Regions from separate parts of the Homo sapiens genome. Here region 1 is linked to region 2. Evidence: read pairs that join two places in POLR2A ChIA-PET (ENCODE). Cell type or tissue: Panc1. All regions are shown on one strand.

Evidence for each region. ChIA-PET counts read pairs that join two places held together with the same protein. Peaks named below come from ENCODE experiments on the same cell type or tissue, not always from the same donor. Only the 100,000 strongest peaks of a DNase experiment are listed, where the experiment ranks them.
Region 1: POLR2A ChIA-PET joins it to region 2 with 9 read pairs; 7 of 35 experiments call an interaction of 5 or more read pairs at or near these places.

The regions. Positions count from the first base shown.
Region 1 is chr15:41,753,291-41,757,290 of GRCh38, forward strand. It overlaps MGA (MAX dimerization protein MGA), which reads left to right. Exons shown (of 24, transcript NM_001400225.1): 18 at 1,147-1,277. Among named protein-coding and RNA genes, the nearest start is that of MAPKBP1, 19 kb to the right of the region's middle. In Panc1, no CTCF peak of the experiment used is centred here; no DNase peak of the experiment used is centred here.
Region 2 is chr15:41,635,495-41,639,494 of GRCh38, forward strand. It overlaps a transcript of MGA not described here. Among named protein-coding and RNA genes, the nearest start is that of MGA, 23 kb to the right of the region's middle. In Panc1, no CTCF peak of the experiment used is centred here; no DNase peak of the experiment used is centred here; H3K27ac peaks cover 722 bases.

The DNA.
Region 1 (4,000 bases), 120 kb after region 2:
TCCCAACTACTCGGGAGGCTGAAGCAGGAGAATCGTTTGAATCCCGGGAGGTGGGCTCATTTACTATGTTTCTGGCATAGTAAACACTTTTTTTTTTTTTTTGAGGGGGCACAGAAATGTTGCAAGCAAATACTATTTGTAAAGGTGGACTTAAAAAGATCTGCTTATCCTATATATCCACATAACTCTAGTGTTACATAAAATATTTAGCAAGTTTCTGTGACAGGTGCTCAGTAAACACTTTGACTCCTTTTTTGGTATAATAAGGAAATACAGCAATCGTGGGCTTTTTTGAAACCTGAAATTCCTTACAAGCTCTCATTTTGTGGTTTTGAGAGAGTTGCAGGACTAGGCTGTATCCTATTTCTATACCTGCCTGTGTATGCTAATGTGTGTTGATTTGTGGGCATCTGATAGGATGTTGGTCATGAAGCCCCCTTAAAGTGGCACTTGAATTTTTCTCCTTTCTATATTTCTTTCACCAAATTTTATTTTACTGTTATTTAATCTTAAGATTTATGAAACCTTAATATATCTGTGCCTGAATTTTGTCCACTAGAAATAACACTGAAGCATCAGTGCAGTCCTTTGAGGATGCTGTTAAGTTTAATTATGTCTGTTTATTTATTTTTTATTTAATTTGTTTTGAGACAGTCTTACTCTTGTCTCCCAGGCTGGTGTGCAGTGGTGCAGTCTTGGGTCACTGCAGCCTCGAACTCCTGGCCTCAAGCAATCCTCCCACCTCAGGTTTCCGAGTAGCTGTAATTATAGGCGAGCACCACCATGTCTGGCTAATTTTTGTATTTTTTGTAGAGACAGGGTTTTGCCATGTTGCCCAGGCTGGTTTTGCACTCCTGAGCTCAAAACGATCCACCTGCCTGGGCCTCCCAAAGTGCTGGATTATAGGTGTGAGCCACCACGGCTCACATATATATATGACTTATAGTTCTTGATTGTTAATTCTAATGATATGTTATCTTTCTGTCTTAATTCCTTATTATGACTAACAATCTTAGGATTATCAGTACTCATGATATAACATGAATGTCTGGCATTAGTTGGTTTTATAAGGGGAACAAACATTTGAAAAGTTTAGGTGTGCTTGCCACTCAATACATTATTTACTTTTATAATGATGTATTTCAGAATAACTGTGTAGAATACATTGAGGATGATGAGGAGCACGTGGACATTGAGACTGTAGAAGAGCTCTCAGAGGAAATTAATGTTGCTCACCTGAAGACCACAGCGGCCCACACACAGTCATTCAAACAGCCGTAAGTCTTATTTCTCTTTGGATTGTTGTTTTTGTAGTTTTGTAACCAGAAACAAAATGAGATGTTCTGTTCAGGAGCTCTGGGTAACTCATCTGGTTCCTTCTTCCTCTAGCTTTTTTTCTGATTAGTATAGATGAGGAGAGGAACTAGAATTTGGGTAATTAATTTTCTTTGGTCGTTGGTAGGAGGCAGTGTGTAAATGTGAATAACATGCTTTTGGAGCCCGATAGACTGGTATTATAAAATATTAGTTTTGCTAGTTTGTAGGTATTTAACCTTGGGCAAATCTTTAATCTCTCTGAACCTCAGATTCTTTACCTATGAAATGAGGAAAATGCCCCCATTTGAAGTGTTAAATGAGGTAGTATGTGCAACTAGCATAATAACTGATATAAGTGGACTACTCAACAAAGGTTAGTTTCTTTTATCATTTAAGAATAGGCATTACATTCTAAATTTGGTTACTTTACTAGTTGAACAGGTGAGATACAGGTAGGAAAATTTTTCTTCCTGTTTCACTGGTGAGATGAAAATATGAAAGGAATGATGACTTGCTCAGGAAAATTTATTTCATTTTCTGTTTTAGTAAGCCTTATATTGATTATGGATTGGGCTGTGAGAAAGAGTAGAGAAGGAAGATATTTTGTGCCAGACATTGTACTTTTCCTGTCATCTCATTAACTACGATGATATGAAAGTAGCTATGAGTTGAGAAAGAATAATTCTTCGTTCCTACTGATGCTGAGAAAGTTGAAGGAGTAGAAAGTAGGACTAATAGTTTTCTTCAGTCCGGAGCTGTTTGCAGGCTACTTCAGTTACCTACTGGCTAAACTTGAAAGAATTTAAATCCCTTAAAAACTTAATTAGACTTAATGAGTTTAGTCTGGGATAATGAGTTCTGTATACTAAAACTGAGTTTGTAAACAATGGCAACAAACAAAAACTCTAAAAAATATTTGCAATAGTAACAGGAAAAATGCCGTGTGAGAACATTCTCTGACAAGCTGTGTAAGACTTTTCTTACAAAATTGTATTGAAAGACGAAGAGGAATTCAACAAATGGAGAGAGATAACATGTTAATGGATTGCAATAGTAAAGGGCCAAGAATAACCAACACACAGCACAAACACTGTAAGGGAACAGATTAAAATAAAAAATTAAAGATTTAGGCTGGGCGTGGTGGCTCACGCCTGTAATTCCAGCACTTTGGGAGGCCGAGGTGGGTGGATCACCTGAATTCAGGAGTTCAAGACCAGGCGGGCCAACATGGCGAAACCCTGTCTCTACTAAAAATATGCAAATTAGCCGGGCTTGTTGGCACACGCCTGTAGTCCCAGCTACTCGGGAGGCTAAGGCAGGAGGATTGCTTGAACCTGGGAGGTGGAGGTTGCAGTGAGCTGAGACTGTGCCACTGTACTCCAGCCTGAGACACAGTGAGACTCCATCTCAAAAAAAAAAATTAAAGATTTAATTAGATTTGTTTAAATTAATTGTTTAAATTTAATTAAAAATACAAGTTAAAAGAATTGAAAAATTCTGTCAGAACACCGTGAAAACAGTGAAAAGCCAAACTCAGATATGAAGAAAGTGTTTGCCATACGTATTAACTAACAAAGGATTAGTGTCAAGGGTATAAAAAAATTGTTACAAGTCAGTAAGAAAAAGATGACCCAGTAGAAAAGTAATGGATATTAGAGACAGTTGACAGAAGAAGAAGAAACCTAAAAGCCCAGCAAACACATGTACATTTGTTCAGCCTCACAAGTAATTAAGGAAATACAGATAAAACCACAGTGACTTTACCAATTCACACCCATAAGACTTCAAAAGTGGAGATTTCTGGTGGTACAGTTATCTAGGTGTGGAGCAATGGGAACTCGCATACTGCAAGTGGGAGTGTACATTGTTATTACCAGTTTAACAGTTACTGAAGTTGAAGGTGTGCATATCTTTCCTCTGCTCCTATGCCCCAGAAAAATTTTCACAAGGGGTCGTGTATGGGACTGTCCATTGCAGCATTGTTTGCTATTATGAAGATTTAGAAACAACCTAAATAACTACTAACATTCTGAAAAAAAAATTCGGGGAAATTCACATTGTGGAATACTATATAACTATATAACAATTAAAACAATTGGAATTGGAACTCTGCGTATCAACATATCTCAGGTGTAATTTATTTGTACTTTTATTTTCGATATTTTTTGTAGAGACGGAGTCTTGCTATGTTGGCCAGGCTAATTTTGAACTCCTGGCCTCAACCAGTCCTCGTGCCTTGGCCTCCTAAAGTTCTGGGATTACAGGCATTAGCTACTGTGCCTGGCCTTCAGGTGGAATATTGAATGAAACAAATGAGTTGCAGAAAGATATAGTATAGTATATAATATTTAAAGTGGTACTTTTTTTGTTTAGATATATATATATATATTTCTAGTAAGACTTACAAAAGTGTGCATGGTAAACTCTGTCTTAGAATGGTTACTTTTGAGAAGGAAGGAAGGGAATGTGATTGAGTAGACTGCACATAGAACCTTCTGTATTTTTGAGATGTATTATTTCTCAAGCTAGATGGTTCATATGTGGGTGTTCATTATACGCTTGGTCCTCCTTCACGGATGGGAAGACCAAGTTTATAATGGAAAAGCATGTATCCACAAATATAGAAAGCATGTATTTGTGGATTCACCCAACTGTGGATTGGAAATACTTGGAAGAAGAAAAA
Region 2 (4,000 bases):
AGCCCAGGCAACATAGTGAGACCCCCCCCCTCCTATAAAAAATTTTAAAAAATTAGCTGAGTACGATGGCATGTGCCTGTGGGCCCAGGTACGTGGGAGGCTGAGGTGAGTGGATTGCCTGAGCCTGGAAGGTCAAGGCTGCAGGGAGCCATGATCCTGTCACTGCACTCCAGCCTGGGTAACAGAGTGGGTGTCTCAGAAAAAAGAAGGACTACATTAAGACTAAATCCCAGCTACAAATACATTCATGTGCCACATAATGATATTTTGGTCAATGATGGACTGCATATACTGTGGTGGTCCCATAAGGTTAATGGAGCTGAAAAATTTCTGTTGCATAGTGATAGGGTAGCTGTTTTAACGTTGTGGCACAATGCATTTACTCTTGTTTATAGTGATACTGGTGTAAACAAACCTGTGCTGCCAGTTGTATAAAAATATAGCAGGTACAATTACATATAGTATATAATAATTAAAACTTTATAAAATTCAGTACTAGATGATACTGCAATAACATACAGTACATAATATATAGTGGATATACATATATTACATAGTTCATAATAAGCTGTGTTACTGGAGTATGCATTTACTATACTATACTTTATTATTTTATTTTCCTGCAAATACCTCATCTACTACTTGAGTTTAATTTTTTTTTATAGACAGGGTTTCACTCTGTCACCCAGGCTGGAGTGCAGTGGGGTGATTGAAGCTCACTGTAGCCTCCAACTCCTGGGCCCAAGCAATTCTCCCATCTCAACCTCTTGACCATGCCAGACTAAATTTTTTATTTTATTTTATTTTATTTTTTTTGAGATGGAGTCTCGCTCTGTTGCCCAGGCTGGAGTGCAGTGGCACAGTCTCGACTCACTGCAACCCCCGCCCCCCAGGTTCAAGCGTTTCTTCTGCCTCAGCCTCCCCAGTAGCTGGGATTACAGGTGCCTGCCACCATGCTTGGCTAATTTTTTTTTTTTTTTTTTTGAGATGGAGCCTTGCTCTGTTGCCCAGGCTGGAGTACAGTGGCGGGATCTCGGCTCACTGCAACCTCCACCTCCTGGGTTGAAGTGATTTCTGGCTTATTTTTTGTGTGTGTTTTTAGTAGAGACAGGGTTTCACCGTGTTAGCCACAGTGGTCTTGAACTCCCGACCTCAAGTGACCTGTCCTCCTCAACCTCCCAAAGTGCTGGGATTACAGGCCTGAGCCACCATACCCAGCCTAATTTTTGTATTTTTAGTAGAGATGGGGTTTCACCATTTTGGCCAGGCTGGTGTCAAACTCCTGACCTCAGGAAATCCACCTACCTCAGCCTCCCAAAGTGCCGGGATTACAAGCGTGAGCCACCACACCTGGCCTGTGGTGTTTTATATCAGGGATTTGAGCATCCATGGATTTTGGTATCTGCAAGGGTGTCCTGGAACCAGTCCCCATAAATAATGAGACAACTGTGTATCTCAAAGGTGACACCGTAAAGGGAGATGATCATGATCTGGAAACTTTGATAGAAAGGCAAGAGAATGACAATCATATCTTGCTCTGGGGGCGGGGGTGGTAAAGGTCGTAGTAAAGAGAGAAATGTGAGAAAATACTTGAAGGAGGACAGCCAGGGTTAAGTCAAGGTAAATAAGTGGAAGGACCATTGTTCAGAAAGATTGAGGAAGCCTGAGATTTGGTATGATAAGAGTGAGTATTGTTTTGGGCATAGTGGAAAGATTTGGGCAGTGACAGTGTGGAAAGAACCAGGGTTGAGGACCTACAGATTAGGAAGATAGGTCATGGTTCGTATCATATTGCCTTTGTCTTTGGTGACCTGGGATTATAGAGATCAGAGGGAATGTTGGAAGTTATTGATTGACTTAATTGTCTGGACTTTGCAAGTTGTTTTGGTACTGAAACTGGTTTAAAGATTCAAATAGTATATTACTTGATCTCATAGAGGTGGTAAATCCTTTTTATAAAGTTAGCGTCAAAGGCAACAAAGACTGTATTCTGGGTGAGGGGTTGAATAAGCAGAGTTGAAATCACTTGTTAGGTAAAGGCTCCCAGAAGGAATGTGGTGAAAAGCCGATTGTGTCCAACGACTCCTGTGATGCTTATAGAGGGGCTATAAAGTTCCCCCAGGTTGAGGGGAATGTGGTGACAGGGTTCATTTTAGAATAGAGTGATTATCAGTTTAAAATTGAATGGCTTGTGGATATATGCTAGAAGGAACCAGAAATGAATATCTGTTAGGATACTGGGATATGGGTTACAATTTTTTTTTTTTTGAGGCAGAGTCTTGTTCTGTTGCTCAGGCTGGAGTGCAATGGCGTGATCTCTGCTCACTGCGACCTCCGCCTCCCGGCTTCAAGAGATTCTCCTGCCTCAGCCTTCTGAGTAGCTGGGATTACAGGTGCCTGCCACCCCATCTGGCTAATTTTTGTATTTTTAGTAGAGACGGGGTTTCGTTGGCCAGGCTGGTCTCGAACTCAGGTGGTCCACCGCCTCGGCCTCCCAAAGTACTGGGATTACAGACGTGAGCCACTACTGTGCCCAGCTTTTTTTTTTTTTTTTTTTTTTTTTTTTGGGACACAGTCTTGCTCTGTCGCCCAGGCTGGAGTGCAGTGGTGAGATCTCGGCTCATTGCAACCTCCGCCTCCTGGGTTCAAGCAATTCTCTTGCCTCAGTCTCCTGAATAGCTGGAACTATAGGTGTGCGCTGCCATGCCCGGCTAATTTTTGTATTTTCAGTAGAGACGGGGTTTCGTCATGTTGGTCAGGCTGGTCTCGAACTCCTGACTTCAGGTGATCCGCCTGTCTCGGCCTCCCAAAGTGCTGGGATTATGGGCATGTGCCTGGCCAGATATGGGTTAATTTTTAATTTTAAAATATGCTAGAATTTTTTTTTTTTTGAGACAATCTTGCTCTGTCACCCAGGCTGGAGTGCAGTGTCATGATCATATCTCACTGCAGCCTCTAACTCCTGGGCTCAGGAGATCCTCCTGCCTTAGCCTTCTGAGTAGCTGGGACCACAGGCATGTACCACCACACTCAGTTAATTTTTAAAGTTTTTTTTGTAGACGGGGTCTTCCTATGTTTCCCAGGGGTCTTGCTTGTCTTGAACTCCTGGGCTTAAGTTATCCTCCAACCTTGGCCTCTCAAAGTGTTGGGATAACAGGTGTGAGCTATTTTACCTGGCCTTTCTTTTCTTTTTCTTTTTTTTTTTTTTTTTTTTGAGACAGGGTCTTTCTCTCTTGCCCAAGCTGGAGTGCAGTGGTGTGATCTTGGCTCACTGCAACCTCTGCCTCCTGAGTTTGAGTGATTCTCCTACCTCAGCCTCCCTATTAGCTGAGACTACAGGCGCGTGCCACCATGCCTGCGCCACCATGCCTGCTAATTTTTTGTTGTTGTATTTTTGGTAGAGATGGGGTTTTGCCTTATTGCCCAGGCTGGTCTTGCACTCTTGGGATCAAGTGATCCACCTGTCTTGGCCTCCCAAAGTGCTAGGATTACAGGTGTGAGCCACCACACCTGACCTTTTTTTGATGGGGGTCTCACTGTGTTGCCCAGGCTGGACTTGAACTCCAGGTCTCAAGTGATCTCACATCTCAGCCCTTTCAGCATGAGAATTTGTCCTTCTCTTCCTGGTTGGGGATCATAATGTCTTCTTTTTTTCCCCTCTTGTTATACTATTCTTGTCCCATCCCACTTCTGACTTCACCCTTTTCTTTTGTGTGTTTTTCCTTGTCTTATGGTTTCTTCTCTTGTGTGGCTCTACTATTTTATGGCCCCTTCTCTGGCAATGTTTTAGTTTCTATTCTTGATTCCAGCTCCGTGAGTCTTTTCCTCCCACTTTCCATTCAGTTGAGAGGGAATAAGAGAGTACATTTTTACATTTAAGTCAGAGAATGTTTGTCATTCCTATTTAACTAAACTCTCATAGCACTCTTTCCTCACAAGCTGATGGTTAATTCATAGAACCTTTAGGTCTGTTGGATCCCCCTATCTAATTAGCTCGGCA